Regions from separate parts of the Homo sapiens genome. Here region 2 is linked to region 1. Evidence: chromatin contacts called from ENCODE Hi-C or POLR2A ChIA-PET data. All regions are on one chromosome and are shown on one strand. Each heading gives the region's core, a stretch centred on a gene start or an enhancer-like site at or near the end of the contact. The rest is flanking DNA. Distances are from core to core; before and after follow the strand shown. Region 1 holds the start of TCF7L2 (transcription factor 7 like 2). Region 2 holds the start of CCDC186 (coiled-coil domain containing 186).

Region 1 (7,539 bases), core at 1,654-4,153:
TATTTTAATGCTTAAAAACACTTGTAGATCTGATCGACTCCCGTCCGGCAAGCCCTCGGCCATTAGCACCGAATCCATGGCTGCTGAACAGTGGGTGCATTATTTCAAATTGCTATCTAGAGTTACCGAAAAAGAAAAAACAAAAGTCGTGTGTGTAAATAAGGGGTAGGGGACCAAACTGGAGAAGGTGTAAAATGACAATACCGGGAAGCCGGGCACAAATGCGTCTTGCGTCCAGGGATTCGTAATCCAGGCTTCTTAGAAGAGGGAGGGAGGGATGAGGAGGAGGGGGTTCAGGGTGAGGGCAGGGGGCACAGGCCGGTGGGGGAGGGGATGAGCCGTATTAACAAATGTCAGGGTTGGGCGCGGGACCGACCCTGCAGGAAGCGCCCCCCGAGCCCGGCACCCCGCGCTGCCCTGGGGCCCCCAAAGTTGGGTGGCCGGCGATCGGCGGCCCACTCCCTTGAAGGAGAGGCGCCCCAGCCTCCCTCGGCCCCCGCACCTCCTTGAGCCCGCACACCCTGGTCTCTGGCCCCCCTGGGGCCCACGACGGGCCTACACGGAAGCTGGCGAGCGCCGACCCCGCCATACATCCCAAGGCGCCAAAATTCCCTAGAAATACACAAGTCCGCTTGGAGGAGTCCATTCCGGCTGCACACAAACCAAGAATCCGGGCCGCAGGGGCCTCCCCGCCCCACTCAGCCCTGCTGCCCTGCGCGGCCCGGGAGAGCCCGCAGCCAGTGCGCCGGGCAGCGGAGCCCGCCACGGCGCCCAGGGCGCTCGCGGCCCTGCGGGTTGCCAAAGAAAAGGACGCCTCAGAGCCCCCAAGTTTGCGGTGGGACCAATCTGGGAAGTGTGACCTTCCAGGGGAAGGGGGAAGGAGGGCCGAGAGCCAGCAATCTCCACTAGAAAGCTAAATACATAGTCGCCCAAAAGAGAAAGCCAAGGAGCCTCTCCAGGGCCCCGGGCTCTGCGCGCTAGCCAGTTCTCAAGTCCAATGCCTGGAGGAAACCCACTCTCTACCCCGCGCATCGGGCGCAGCACAGTCAGTCACTCGTGGCCCGCAGCGGCAGCCAAGGGGTTAACCGGGGAAAGCCCAAGACGCCACAGAAGAGGGAAGGAAGAGAAGGAGAGAGAGGGAGAGAGAGCAAAGGAAGAGCCACAGAGTCATCTTCCCAGGGTGAAGAAACAAACACCACCACCAAAGGGGGAGGGGGAACCAGAACGCAAAGGAAAGTTCTTCGGATTCCCCCCCCTCCCCACCAACAAAGCCCTGCTTGGACAGAGAGGTCTCCCCAACATCACGAGGCAGCAAACTGAAAGCAAGAACGTGGCGAAGTGCAAACAAATCCAGTCCACAAAAGGCAGAAAAGTTTGGAGAGTTTCGGGCCTCCTGGGCCACGAGCGGGGGAGGGGAGGGAGGGAGGGGAGGAGGCGGGGAGGGGGAGGCGGGGAGGGGGCAGGGCAGGGGCCGCATGCGGGGCCCGGCGGGCGGCGCGGGCGGGCGGGCAGCGGGCGGGGGCCGGGCGCGGAGGCACTTACGGTTCGGGCGGTGGGCGAGAGCGATCCGTTGGGGAGGTAGGGGCTCGTCAGGTCGGGGATCATGATGAAGGGGTAGCCGGGATACGGTGGCCCCTTAAAGAGCCCTCCATCTTGCCTCTTGGCCGCTAACATGGCGGGGCGGCGAGGGGACAGCGGCGGCCGCGCGGAGCGGGAGAGAGTGAGGAGAAACTTTTTAGAAAGTGCCCCGAGGGGCCGGGCGCCCCGACCGGGCCGGCGCAGGGCCAGGCCGAGCCGGGCGCGGGGCCGGGGCGCGCGGGGCGGCCGGCCCGGGGGGCGGCTCCGGGCGGCTGCGGGGCGCGCGGGGCGTACTCACCTTCTTCCAAACTTTCCCGGGATTTGTCTCGGAAACTTTCGGAGCGAGGCGGAGGCCGTCTTTCCGCCTTCCCAGAGGGGTGGAGGTGGGGAGGGCGAGGGGCAAACGCCACGCAGAAGGGGGAGAAGGGGGAGAAAAAGAATCGGCGAGGTCGAGGGGGGGGTAGAAAAAAACAGGGTTACAAGTTTTTGCAATGGTGGCACCGTACGCACACGCCGCCCGCCGGGCCCCGCCGCCGCCCCCAGCCCCGATTTCTCCCCTTTCAGCAACATTTGCCAAGCCCAGGAAACAGATAAAAAACCCCACCAGCCCGAGGGGCTTTTCCTACCTCGGAATCGGAGGAGCTGTTTTGATTCGTTTCTGATTCATTGACTAGAGACGATTTGACATCAGCTAAATCCCTCTCTGCCGAGGAGTTTTCGGAGCTCTTCTCCTCCTGTTCGCCCTCGTCTTTGAAGGAAATCAGTTCGTCGTTGGCGCCTAGGTCATCCCCTCCACCGCCGTTCAGCTGCGGCATTTTTTTTTCACCCACCAGCAGCAATTTTGGAAGAAAAATGAAGGAGGAAGAAAAGCCAAAAAAAATCACCCCCAAAAAGTTTTGCCCCCCCAAAAAATATTGCAAGAAAAAGACGAGTCCAAGGTGAACTTTTTTCTGCTTGGGGGTCTTTTTCTCCTGGGGAGGGGAAAAGAGGGAGGAGGGGAGGGGAAGGGGGGGGAGATCTTCTGCACGCGTGAGTTTGGGTTTCTTTTTTCTCTCGTTCCCAAGGATCCGATCAATGTGCAAAAAAATAATAAATAAAAAAGGGGGGTAAAAAAAAAAAAAACACCAACAACAACAAGAAGTCAGATATAAAGAGCAAAGGGGGGGGGAAGCCGAAGATACAGGAGGTGCTCGTGCCGCTCGGATTTGAGTGAGTTGAAGTTAGACTGAGAGCTTTTCAGTTCAAAGGCGGCGCTGATTGACAGATAGAAAAAGGGGGATCGAAATCCGGAGGAACGGAGTAGTCTGGGAGCGGAGATTATTGACAGGGCGAGAGGAACACACTGCCTTAATGAGATGCCGGAGGGCGGGGCCGGCCCAGTGACGTGTGCATAAATAAACAGCCGGGGTGGGCGGGGCGGGGGCGGCTAACAATGATCCTTTCGGGCGCCGGGAGAGGGAGGAGGGAAAGAAGGAGGAAGAGAGGGGCGGGGAAGCCGGGGGGAGACGGAGGGAGGAGTGTGCAGGGGGAGCGGCCTGCGCGGAGTGTGTGCGAGCCCGGGATTCTGGGCGAGGGTGCAGGGACTTGCTCCGGGAGGGGGCGGTTTCAGAAAGACAATGCGGGGTGGGAGAGGAGGAGAAGGGGGTGGCGACCAAGTCAGGAATCCGAGCCGAGGAAGGCGGAAGGAAAGCCCACTTGGGGGGCGGGGATGGGGAGAGGCCCAAAACAGTGCACTTTAGAAATATTAGAAATAAGTCTTAAGGGAGGGGGAAAAGGAAGGGTAGTATTTGAGAAAGTGGTGGCTGGGGGAGGGGGTGGGGGGGTGCTTGGTGGTTAATTCAGCAGTGAAATCAGCCACCCTTAGACGGGATGCGACAAAAGTGGTCAAAAGGAAAGATCAACCCTCCACTTTCAGAGAGCTTGGGGAAGTGAAGGGGCTGGTCAAAGTTCCTGGTCATCTACAATGAAAGAAACTATTAACCCATGAGGCCTCCCTCCTCCCTTTTTTGTTTATTAGTAGTGAATCATTTCATGAAATGTTAAGTCCCACTAGGATGGATATGCCAAAACGACTTTTTATGCAAAAAACAAATGCTAAATGTCAGAAACATTAAAAGTATCCTTAAGGAAAAATATATGATTCTTTTAAATGTAGAGTGGTGTTTTGCTTTTTTTTTTTTTTTTTTAACTGACGTTGGAGGTAGTAGGAAATGAGCTAGAGTCAAAGTCCTTTTTGACTTAGGAGGTGAAAAGTTTGGGCGTTAACACCGTCAGGGAAAATAAAACTGAAAGTTCACCAACCCCTGGGATCAGTTGGGCTACAGTGTTTCTCGAAGGGGGTCTGAAATGAAATCCCCGAAAGACTGACCAAAATAATCAAGATGTAGGTGGCTCTGGCAGGAAATTGCTAACCAAACCGATGCTAGAAGACCTTCGGGAGAAGATGGGAAACCTGGGGCTTGAGGCAGGTATTTGTTGACTTTTAGGTATTAGAGGAGGAGCAGACTGATTTGCTACAAAATGGGGAATGGAATTATGTTAAAGAGGAAAGACCCAGCTCCCAAAACACAATGTTCCTGGGTGATAGAGCAAGAAAATTCATTTTTGCAAATACCCAGTAAGAAGTAGACTGGACACTACAACATGAAAAAGAGAAAAAAGAAAAAAATAAATCAGTAGGATTTAGCAAATTGCCTCTTAGGAGTAGTATTAGTCTAGAGTCCAGGATGTACTGTTGTCCCACCCTTCCCTGAAAAAGCTCACCTGCACTTCAGCTGGCCCATCAGCACCGAGGTTTCCAAAAGAAAGCAAATTTGCCATGTAATATTTAGAGAGTTTGGGGTTTCAGCAAAACTGTTTTATAGGCTAAAGTCTCAGAAAGACTACTAAAAATAATGATACCGAGATTGACAAGGCCAACGAATTCCCCTGCACTGGAAAAAAATCACAACCACATTTGCACACTAAAGAATAAGATGCAGGCAAAATAAAAATGGGTTGGGGGGGAGGCAGAGGAGAATCACTGTAACTCCCAACTTTGATATTAATCAGAATATCAGAAGTAGAGTGAGAAGGAGCCTGAAAAGAAGTAAAACAAATGTGTACATTTAATCAGACAGGATTGCATAGGATACAAAGCACAGGGCTAATTAGTCTCAGCAGGTAGGACTAACCTTCAGACTTCATAAATAAATAAGGCAGGTGCAGTGTCTAAGAGGGAGAGTGGAGACAGAAAGGGGATTATTTCAAGACACCAAGTGAAAACATGAAGAATGAAATGCTTCACTGTTAAATCCATGTACAAATGGACTTAACAGTTTCCTTTTTTAGGTCTTTTACTTGGTTGCCTTTAGATTTACACATTTAGCGAAATGACCATAGCTTTATACACTTGCTAATTGTCACCTGTATACTTGATGTGCCTAAGTCTGTCTATATGCAGCGTAGACTTTACTAAGGCTCATTTTAGGGACTTAGTTACTTAAACTGGAACACATTTATAGGAACTCAATTTTATGGCAATTTCTTTGTCCTGTGTGGTAGTTTTTTGTTTTTTATTTTTTTAATCAAACCCTGGTCTGAATTAAGTTGGATAATGAGGTCTTCTATGTTCTTTATAGTACTACCTGTATAATAAAATCTCAGGAATATACTGAATTGAAATTTTAAAGAATGTACTTACTGATTTTACTATACTGGCCTGCATTTTTATCATATGTAAATACTAAGGGCTTTGTTCCCATGATTAGTAACTTTATCCATTTTGGCATATCCTTATTTTTCTCATTCAAAGGGAACTCTTTTGAATCTCTCCTTCCTTAAATCTCTGATTTAATTAAGCAATTAAAAAGTTATTCTGTGATAGTGCATGTCCCACATTTAATTTCGTTGCCTGGTGCTGTACAAAGGCTTGAGTAGACCAGCAAGATCTCAGAGGGGCCAGATCCCTGATGCTCTGCAAGTCCCTCAGGTGATGCCTGAATTGAGGAGCGGGGGGGAATGGCAGAATTGGCACTGCAGTAGCCAGGCAGCAAGGTATTGAAAAATACCTTGAATAGCCGGGCGCAGTGGCTCATGCCTGTAATCCCAGCACTTTGGGAGGCCAAGGCGGGCGGATCACGAGGTCAGGAGATCGAGACCATCCTGGCTAACACGGTGAAACACCGTCTCTACTAAAAATACAAAAAATTAACCAGGCGTGGTGGCGGGTGCCTGTAGTCCCAGCTACTCGGAAGGCTGAGGCAGGAGAATGGCGTGAACCCGGGAGGCGGAGCTTGCAGTGAGCCGTGATGGCGCCACTGCACTCCAGCCTGGCCAACAGAGCGAGACTCCGTCTCAAAAAAAAAAAAAAAAAGAAAAGAAAAAAAAAGAAAAATACCTTGAATACTATTTGAAAAAAAAGGTAGGCTGGCCCACAATGTGAATGTGTAATTTATAGATTTGGTGTGAAATTTTAAACACAGTTGACTTGGGTCCAAGTGCTGAGGCAACTTCTCTGTGGATACTGATGACTCCTGGTTTATAGGACCAAGCGTTCTGCCCAAATGGCAGAGATTTGAAAAACACAGGAAACCAGACCAGTTCTGACTTTAGCCTGAGCCAGGGGATTTTGCCACCATGGGCTCTGCATGTTGGGAAATGGGTGGGAGGGGGGAGAAGCTGTGCCCTCATCCCTTGGAATCCAGTTAGGTCTCTGCATATTTTGGGAGGAAGGCAGGGAGAAGCTGGGCCCTCACCCCTTGGAGTCCATTCCTGGCGCCAGTCCAGGTCCTGAACTGTAAGTAGCTGTCCCTAGGCCTCTCTGACTTTGACCTCGCCCTCTTCATCCACTGCCCTTCTGCTGCTTCTCTTCTGTTTTCTCCTCTCCTTCAGCCCTCCCTTGATTAAATCCTTCTCTTTGGATACATGCTGATACCTTAAAACTTAAGTGAGTAGTGTTACCTCTTCCAGAGGTGCTTCCTTGTTTATCCCTATCAATGAGCATGAAAAGGAGGTTTCTGTTTACACAAATCACCTTTTAAGTGTTGGTTCCCCACGTGGGAGATATGGTGAAGTGTTAGGTGCCCATTGAAATACAGGAATGTGCCTGACAGGGGACTGCAGAAATAGGCCTGCCACAGGCTGTGTCACCCACGGCCCCTTCGTCTTGTCTCACCTGGTGGATGAGGTGGTTGGAATGGGCTTTTTTAAGTTGCCTGTTAATATTTAAAAGTCCGTGATTCCATCGTTTCACCACACGCCCCAGTTATGGCTCAGAGATTCACGCACACCAGCAAAGAAGACAAACCATATTGAAAGCTTGGCTCTGGAATTTGAGAAAAACAAGGCTAGTCTGTCAGATTTACCCGAAGTGGGGAATACATGTTGACAACCATATTCAGCTCCCCCAGTCACTCGGCAAGATTCTGCTAAGTTACCCTTGACAGTGATATGTACATGTGTGGGTGTGTGTATTTGTGTTCCTGTGTGATTTTTCTTTAAAGATCTGGGCTCCAAGATGGATGATCTGTTACCCCACTGTGTTGGACTTATCTATGCCGGGAGTGTGCTAAAGGAAGCCAAAAAAAGACTCTGAAAACATAAGGAAGCTATAAAATGGGGAAATGTTTAGAAGCCAAAGTCCTGATTCCGCTGTGAGATTTTCTGTTTGCTTTTTGTTCTGCGTGGGTGATGGTTCCTTATTTGGACCTTGAGGAAAGCTACTCCCTTAGCCAACATAGGAACGTTAAAAAATTGGACACCCAAGAGTTTTCAAATTTAGCAAGAGGAAGGGTTAGGCAAAAGCGCCCACTTCACAGGCATCCTCTATCCCCCCAAAGACTCTGTGAAGGGACTTGGAGAGACACATACTCTCTCCCCTTGAAACCCTGAGGAACACTCTTCTGTTCTGACATTTTTCTGAAGTGCCCGGCTTGATCACCTTGCTTCAGCTAATAACAGGTCCAGGTAATAAAGTGACAA
Region 2 (7,579 bases), core at 1,005-3,504, 1.2 Mb before region 1:
CACCCAGCCATTCAGATGTTATCTTAAATCGTTGATATGTTCAAATCAGTATCAAAACATCCTGTATTTGCACTCAGTGATATATTTTAAAAAGGGGTTTCTCTTTAAATCCTGTACTTCTCTTGCAATTTATTTATTACAGTAACTGCAGGGTTTTTTTTTTTTTCCATTCAATTTTGTTGATTGCATCCCCCGGCAGGAATACTTCACAGGTGGTGTTGTGCTTCTCTATTGTAGCATTTCAGAAAATACATAGTATGTAGTTGTTTCACTTTGGAGGATATTAAGATTGATCTAGTAGGTTCAAGTGGTGCCAGCCCCATCCATCCATTACAATACGAAGCTTCCTATCAGTTTTTCATCTAATGGTTCTAGATTCACAGATGACCATTACCTAGATCCATTATTTCATCAGGGTTTGCAAAATGGTGATCATCTATCTTTCTTTCTGCAATTATTACATGGAGTTCTACAGAGAAGAGCTTCCCCACATTGACTATTTGATTGACATTCAGTTTGCAACAGGAAAGGTAGGATGAATGCTTGATTCTTTATCAGTTCTCAGATTGTAATGACTTGTTGGCATCTTTCCAAGAGGGTCAATGACATTAAAAAAAATAAATGCACTCACTGATTTTTTTACATAGTGCGTCTCAACCAGTTGCTGTTATTATTTTTGAATGCTAAATTTGTCCTGTTTGAGAAGTTGGGGCATCTTTGAACTGCCTTCTGAGTCTTTTGGGTACAGTTCATGTTATCTTTGCTTTTCTTCCTTGCTTTCTGCTACAAGCAATATGTCCTAGGCTATCTTGCATATTTCTTGCCCCTACTGGGAATCAGCACTTAACCTCCAAGAGAAGCCAAGGTAACTTTTTTTGGGCAATGCTCTTTAGAGATCACAATCTGGGGAATAGGAGTGTGCAATGGGTTGGTCACTGTTCTAAGAGTTTTCAGTGGACACACCTTTTTTTTCACGAAAAAAATGTACCATGAGTTAATTCTGATATTTGTAAATTCAAATATAGGATTGCAGAATTTTAATATAATGTCTTTGGTTTATATTTGTATTTCTTTTCTCTTATGGTGAAAAACTTGGTTCACAAAGATATATTTATATACTTTATACTAATTATAAATTCAGAAATATTCAGAAATAGTAATACCTATGTTATTACTGACGAGTACCGAAAACAGCTTAAGGTTTCTTCAGTTTTTTCCCCTTGGATTAATGTCTCCCTAGGAAGGCTTGGTCGATTTATTGTTTTAAAGTCAAATCATTTATTTTCTATGACAAGACACTTTAACTGCAAAATGTGCTTCAGTGTAGTACCTTCATTTAAGGAGGAGTGAGGTGCCATTACACCTCCGTGTGTGTGTTTTGCCAACAGTATCGAAGACGCTTAACAGAACAGTAGTAAGTTTTGCTTTACAAATTCTTACATTGCAGAATCGTCTGCATCAGCTATTTTCATTCATGAGATATGTGTAAGACCTAAACCAAAGAACATCGTTTCCCCGGACTGAGGAGGTTTGCGAAACCTCCAGAGACTGAACTGCTGACCTTCCTTCTCTGGGCCGGGCGAGGCAACTGTACCCAATACACTTTTTGTTGCCATGCTGCGTGCCAGGTTACTCAGCCGGGAGAGGACACTTCCTACCATCAATGCGCTCAGCTTGAAGCCAGAGACGAAGGCACCGACAGTTTATTATTAAACAATGGCAGCAGCGCCACGCTGAAGACACGAACGCGCTGTTATGGAACCCCCAGAGGTCTCCCCCATCGTAGCCTGCTCCAGCCGACTCCGCCCACGTAAGGTGCAAGGTTTCCGCATGAGAGCCGGGAAGCCACAATTTCAAATTCTCTTTTATTGCTTTATGTCCCTGACTCATGCAGGCCAAAGGGTGAGGAGGAGTAATAGCCAACAAGAGCGTCCTGCAGAAAGAAACAGGCTGCGTGGGTCCGGAGGAGCTTGAAAGGAAGAACCCGACCAAAGGGCAGGAGACCCGGCTCTCCAGGTCGCGGAGGCGTGGGTGCCCAGCCAGGCGGAGTGCGGGGCGGGGCCTCTCGGGCCGCAAGGTGGGGCCTCCTGGGCCGGGAGGTGGGAGGTGAGCTCCGCCAGCCCAGCCCACTGCAGACAGGTTACCCAGGACCTCAAGGTGTGCTGCGTCACCCCGCCCGCGCTGCGCTGATTGGTTCCTCCAGGGAGCCCCCGCCCCCTCAGCTGTAACCGGGCCGGCTTCAGTGTCGCCGCCATCTTTGTTGATGTGTCAGCTCCGCAGGGGTTTGGGGAAACGGCCGCTGAGTGAGGCGTCGGCTGTGTTTCTCACCGCGGTCTTTTCCTCCCACTCTTGGCTGGTTGGACCCCGCTATGGAAAAGTTGGCCCCTGAGCCAGAGCTCCAGCAGCCTTGTTAGGGCGTGGCCTGAGGCTTGGATAAGTGGGGTAAGTGTCTGAGGGGTACTCGGGGCACACCGGTGAGTCGCGGTGGCGGTGCGGTGGGGCTGCCAGCCTTCCGCTCCTTCCTGCACGTTCCGTGGCGGGGGCGAGGGCGAGTGCGAGGTGGAGGTCGAGGTCGAGCGGGCTCCCCGCCTGGCTCCTTTGAGGGCGCGGAGGAAGGGGAGGGCTGGGGAACGGGTTTCAAGCCCTTTCCTCTCCCTGCCTTCCTCCTTCGGTTCCGGGACCTTGGAGGTGGCAAAGAGGGGTCAGCGGGGGTCGTGGGGGCTGTGCCTCGAGAGCGTCTGAATTCGAGCCCATTGCCTGGGCTGCGTGTGAACTGCAGCCAAGCCCTACCTGCTCGAGAATCTTTCCTAGACTCAATCGCCTATTTCGTTTTTCGTCTCAAGTTGACTGTATGTGGGTGTTTTATATTTACTGTTGTGAAGACTTGTTACCCTCTTCCAAACACTTCCATTACTGTGATTCTAAGTTCCTTAGAAGTGATTCTTTGGAGTGGTGGATACTGTTCTTTATGTTGTCTTTCAAGGACGTCAAGGCATTTCATAAACCTTGGTTGGTAAGGAAGGGGTTTCAGATTTATGTCTCCATCAGTAATGAAAAATGGCAAAAACAAAACAAAAACCCTTCTACGTGTCCCTAAGTAGCAATCTTGGGAAACAGTGCAGGTGTGAGTATTGCTTAGCTGTTAACAGTTTAACAACTTCACCTAATATTCCCATCTTGATTTTGTTTAGAGGAAAAAGTCCTGGATTTCGAGTCAGAACATCTGGATTAGAATCCTACTTCTTTCACTTGATAATCTTGTTACCTGTGGAAATCAGAAGAGAGAATATAGTAAAAATACGCAGTACAGTCCCAGGTACTTGGCCGTTTTCTCTGCATGTGTGTCATGTTCCTTTGATGCCCAGCTTTTTTTTCTTCCAAAACGATAGGCCGGGTGTTGTCTTCTAAGGTGTTCAGTAAATCAGGGTTTCAAGAGGTGTGCTGGTAGTCATTCAGAAGAAATTAATCTGCTATTATCTATTTAGGTATGCTAGTTGTGGGTGTGGCTTTCCCAACTATCAAGTACACCTTAATATTTACCGAGTGTTCATCTCGTGGGAAGGATTCAGGTTCAAGAGAGATTGATAGTGAAACTGAACTATCTCTGTGTGTAATGTACACTGTTCCCTGTGTAACTTCAATTCTTTATCCAACATTACACAAATAAAAAACAGTAATGATTGGCTAGGTTCATTTTTCTCTTTTATTTCTGGTCTTTTCATGTTATTTTTAATGCAGTGAAGATATTAGATCACGAATCTTGCAGTATTAAGAATTAAAACTTTTTACAGCATAATAGGCAAACGTATGATTACTGAAGATTCTCCCTGGAAATGCATGGATTGTGTTTGTTTTTTAAAGGCCCTGTTAAATTCAGAATAACTGCATATAAACTTAAGGTTTCTTTAAACAGTGGAGATTCCATAGTGTGTCATTGGCTTTTGAGTCCTATTTATTGCTAACGGAAAGGGTTGGCTGGTGTGTATCACAGTGACCACTCTAACCTTTTAGTTCTTTCACCCATAAAGTAGAGTTGTCCTTTAATGCTATGCAGTGACAGCATAGCTAATGATTGCTTAGTATGTTCAGTTTAGAAACATCTATTTGCAGCTTTATGCTGACATCACAGAGTGAAGATAAAAGCATTGCAGTATACTGACTCCAGGAAGAGACAGTAGGTTGAAGCACAAAGCAGCTTTATTTGGAGATTTAGAAAATAATCTTTCCCTTTGAAGAAGGACTGGTAATCTGCACTAGTTTCTCAAATTCATGCAACAGTTTCGTGTTAAAGTAAGAATCCTTACCCTGAAATTTTTTTTCTTTTAGTAAAACTTAGGTTTTTCTTTTATCTCTACCTTAAAATAACTAAAGCTGGTTTTTCAATTTCTCATAAACATATCACTGAGTTTACAGTATTGCAAATGTTATACTTAGTATTCATTTTAGGGGCAGCAGTGAGATCATAGATAATTTAATCTATTGTTTCAAACTGCTTTGAACTTTCTTAGCTACTGAGATTTAAAAAATGTATTTGGGCTAAAAAGTAAGAAAAAGGAAAAATACTGAGATGAAGGGACAGTAGACACAAAGTGGAAATCAGCACCAGCATAGTTTTGATTGGATTGTGAGTGTATTTCTTATTAACATTTGTCTATCATTAAGACACTTGAACTGATAATTGTGGGATTATGTAGACTATGTAATGTCTACCGCACTTACTACATAATCCCACGGTAGACTATCAGTTCATGTTTTTAATAAAGTAGAGCATACCAAATTAACCAACTCTGGCCAAAGGTGTCTTCAAAATTTAAACATTAACCCAAACTTTTTAATGTAATGCAGGCTTATAACTTGAAAAAAAATTTTTTTTAAAGATACTAGGCTTCATTTTGTTTAGTTTTTTGAGACAAGATCTCAATCTGTCACCCAGGCTGGAGTATAGTGGTATGATCATAATTCACTGTAGCCTTGAACTCCTGGTCTCAAGCAATCCTCCTGCCTTAGCCTCCTGAGTAGCTAGGACAACAGGCACAGGCCACCATACTAATCTTTTTAATTAAAAATTATATATTATTATTTTTTATAGACCAGGTCTTGCTATGTTTCCCAGGCTGTTCTCTTAATTCCTGGCCTCATTTGATCCTCCCATCTAGGCCTCCCAAAGTGCTGGGATTACAGGTGTGAGCCACCTGTAAAGGAAGGCCTGAGAGCCTTCCTTTTTGAAAAAGGAACTATAGGTCAGATTTTTTTTTACCTACTTTATTCCTTTTCAGATTTGGAGGAAAATTAGCTGATAATACTTTTCATGTTTTCTTAGACTCATTAAAGTGCAAGTGCAATCTTCAAATTAGATTTCTGTATTAGTAGGAAGTCATTTCTGATAACTTTCTGCTTTAGTATTTTAAAGTATTTATAGGAGACATGTAAAATTACCGAGCTGATATGACATATATGGTGTAACTTGATAAGGTGAACTATGATGTGGCCACTGACCCTCTTTTTCATGGAATTTTGATGGACCATAATTTCTCTTTGTCCTGTTATCCTATCACAGGATTTGGTACTATTTGGGAGTTGGTGGAGGGTGGGGGGGTCTTGCCGCATCTATTGCTCAAGTCTTTTTTTTTAAACATCTTTGTGTGTGTGTGTGTGATATAATGCACATATCATAAAGTTCTTGCCCTGAGTCTGGATTGTAAAGCTAAACATACCCCCACAGGGATAAATAACCTTGGTCTCATAAAACAAACTTTTCAAACTGGTGAACTAAAGGAAACTTTTTTATTCTAATGCTGTTTCACTTAAACTCAGTATATTACAGTTAAATTTGTGCCAACCATGGTGGCTCACATCTGTAATCACAGCACTTTTGGGGGGTTGAGGTGAGAAGATTGCTTGATGCCAGTAGTTTGAGATCACCCTGGGCAACATAGCAAGACTCCATCTCTACAAAACATTTTTAAAAATTAGCTGGGTTTGGCGGCATGTACCTGTAGTCCCAGCTTCTTAGGAGGCTGAGGTGGGAGGATCAGTTGAGCCCAGGAATTTGAGGCTGCAAGTGACCTCTGACTGCACTCCAACCTGGGTGACAGAAAAAGACCCTGTTTCTAATAGTTTCTAATAATAAAAAGTTAGCTTTTACCCAAAAGCTTAATAGGATGTGACTACTTTAAAAATTATTTCTTTTTGTAGAACTTATTTACAGTTTTTTTTTTGAAATAGCCCTCTCAGTTTTTATCTTTTAAAAGCAGAATTTGATCTGCATAAATTCACCTTGTATGAAACTTAAGTGTCAGGTATTTTCATCATGTGAAACAACATTTTCATGTTTCATACACAAGTTCTTTTCCATCCTATTATTCTGTTTTTAAAAAGCTAAGTTAAAAATATTATCTGGGTATGGTGGCATGCACCTGTAGTCTTATCTACTTGGGAGGCTTAAGTGGGATGATTGCTTGAGCCCAGAAGTTTGAAGCTGCAGTGACCTATGATTGAGCCACTGCATTCCAGCCTGAATGACAGAATGAGACCCTGTTTCTACACATAAATAAATAAGTAGGTAGCTAGCTTTATCCAGAAAGTATCTTTTAAAGTTAATTATTTATCAAAAGTCAGTTATTTGGGGGTTGTGAGCAGGTTACATTGAACTGTGTGGATGCGTTTTTGATTTGATTTTACTTCTGACATTAATTACAATATCAATCTTGATAGAACTAGTCAGAAAGATGTTATTCTTTTGTTTATGCTGCTTTCAAGGTGTTTTTGGAGAATACAAACTCTTTTGATGTAGGTACTTTTCCTACAAAGGACAATAAACCATTATATTGAAGAACAGGAGTGGTCTCAAGTTCAGTTTGCTTAATGGATATTACTTGAGAAGTGTACAACTGGTATTATTTAAGAATGGTATGGGCTGGGCGCAGGGGCTCATGCCTGTAATCCCAGCACTTTGGGAGGCTGAGGCTGGTGGATTGCTTGAGGTCAGGAGTTCCAGAGAGCCTGGCCAACATGGTGAAACCCCATCTTTACTAAAAATACAAAAATTAGCTGGGTGTGATGGCACAACCCTGTAATCCCAGCTACTTGGGAGGCTGAGCGGGAGAATCGCTGGAACCCAGGAGGCAGAGGTTGCAGTGAGCTAAGATGGCACCACTGCATTCCAGCCTGGGTGACAGAGTGAGACTCCATTTTTAAGAAAAAAAAAAAAAAAAAAAAAAAAGAATGGTACTACAGTTTATAATTTAAAAATTTATAGTCTGTGAATGAAGCCAAATTTCTCTTAATATACTTAAAACACTTCTGCATTTCTTACTTAGCTTCTGATGGAGCCCTGGCAAACCTTAAAGTTAAAATACTGTAACATTAAATACTGTAGAATTCATAATACTGTAGTGTTTATTGGCAGTAAAACACGAAGAATAAAATGAGGATTTCTGTTTTATTCACTGCCATGTTCCCAACACCTAGAATACATATTAATAGATGCTCAATATGTATTTGGTAAAAATGAACATCTAGTTTGGAAATGTATCTCTTAGTACCTTTGCATGAGACTAGTTTGTTTGATAACCTGTTA

Evidence for each region. A loop is a pair of places that touch in the nucleus more often than their neighbours do. ChIA-PET counts read pairs that join two places held with the same protein, here RNA polymerase II (POLR2A). Pooled maps may share reads with other maps.
Region 2: a loop to region 1 is called in a map of CD8-positive, alpha-beta T cell, with 5 times the contacts of the local background. The contact joins the promoter of CCDC186 here to the promoter of TCF7L2 in region 1. A Hi-C loop is called at or near these places in 1 of 168 maps with a recorded cell type or tissue (CD8-positive, alpha-beta T cell) and 8 of 50 pooled maps. POLR2A ChIA-PET finds 5 or more read pairs at or near these places in 1 of 52 experiments (CD8-positive, alpha-beta memory T cell).

What each region holds. Positions count from the first base shown.
Region 1 is chr10:112,945,611-112,953,149 of GRCh38, reverse strand. TCF7L2 (transcription factor 7 like 2) reads right to left here and starts at 2,903. Exons shown (of 15, transcript NM_001367943.1): 1 at 2,205-2,903; 2 at 1,877-1,943; 3 at 1,543-1,667. The coding sequence starts at 2,393. It overlaps LOC124902502 (a long non-coding RNA gene), which reads left to right and starts at 808. Exons shown (of 2, transcript XR_007062291.1): 1 at 808-1,372; 2 at 2,143-2,521.
Region 2 is chr10:114,168,878-114,176,456 of GRCh38, reverse strand. It overlaps CCDC186 (coiled-coil domain containing 186), which reads left to right and starts at 2,254. Exons shown (of 16, transcript NM_018017.4): 1 at 2,254-2,442. MIR2110 (microRNA 2110) reads left to right here and starts at 2,278; the gene lies at 2,278-2,352. It also overlaps a transcript of TDRD1 not described here. RefSeq lists a silencer at 1,919-2,188 and enhancers at 2,249-2,448, 2,044-2,572.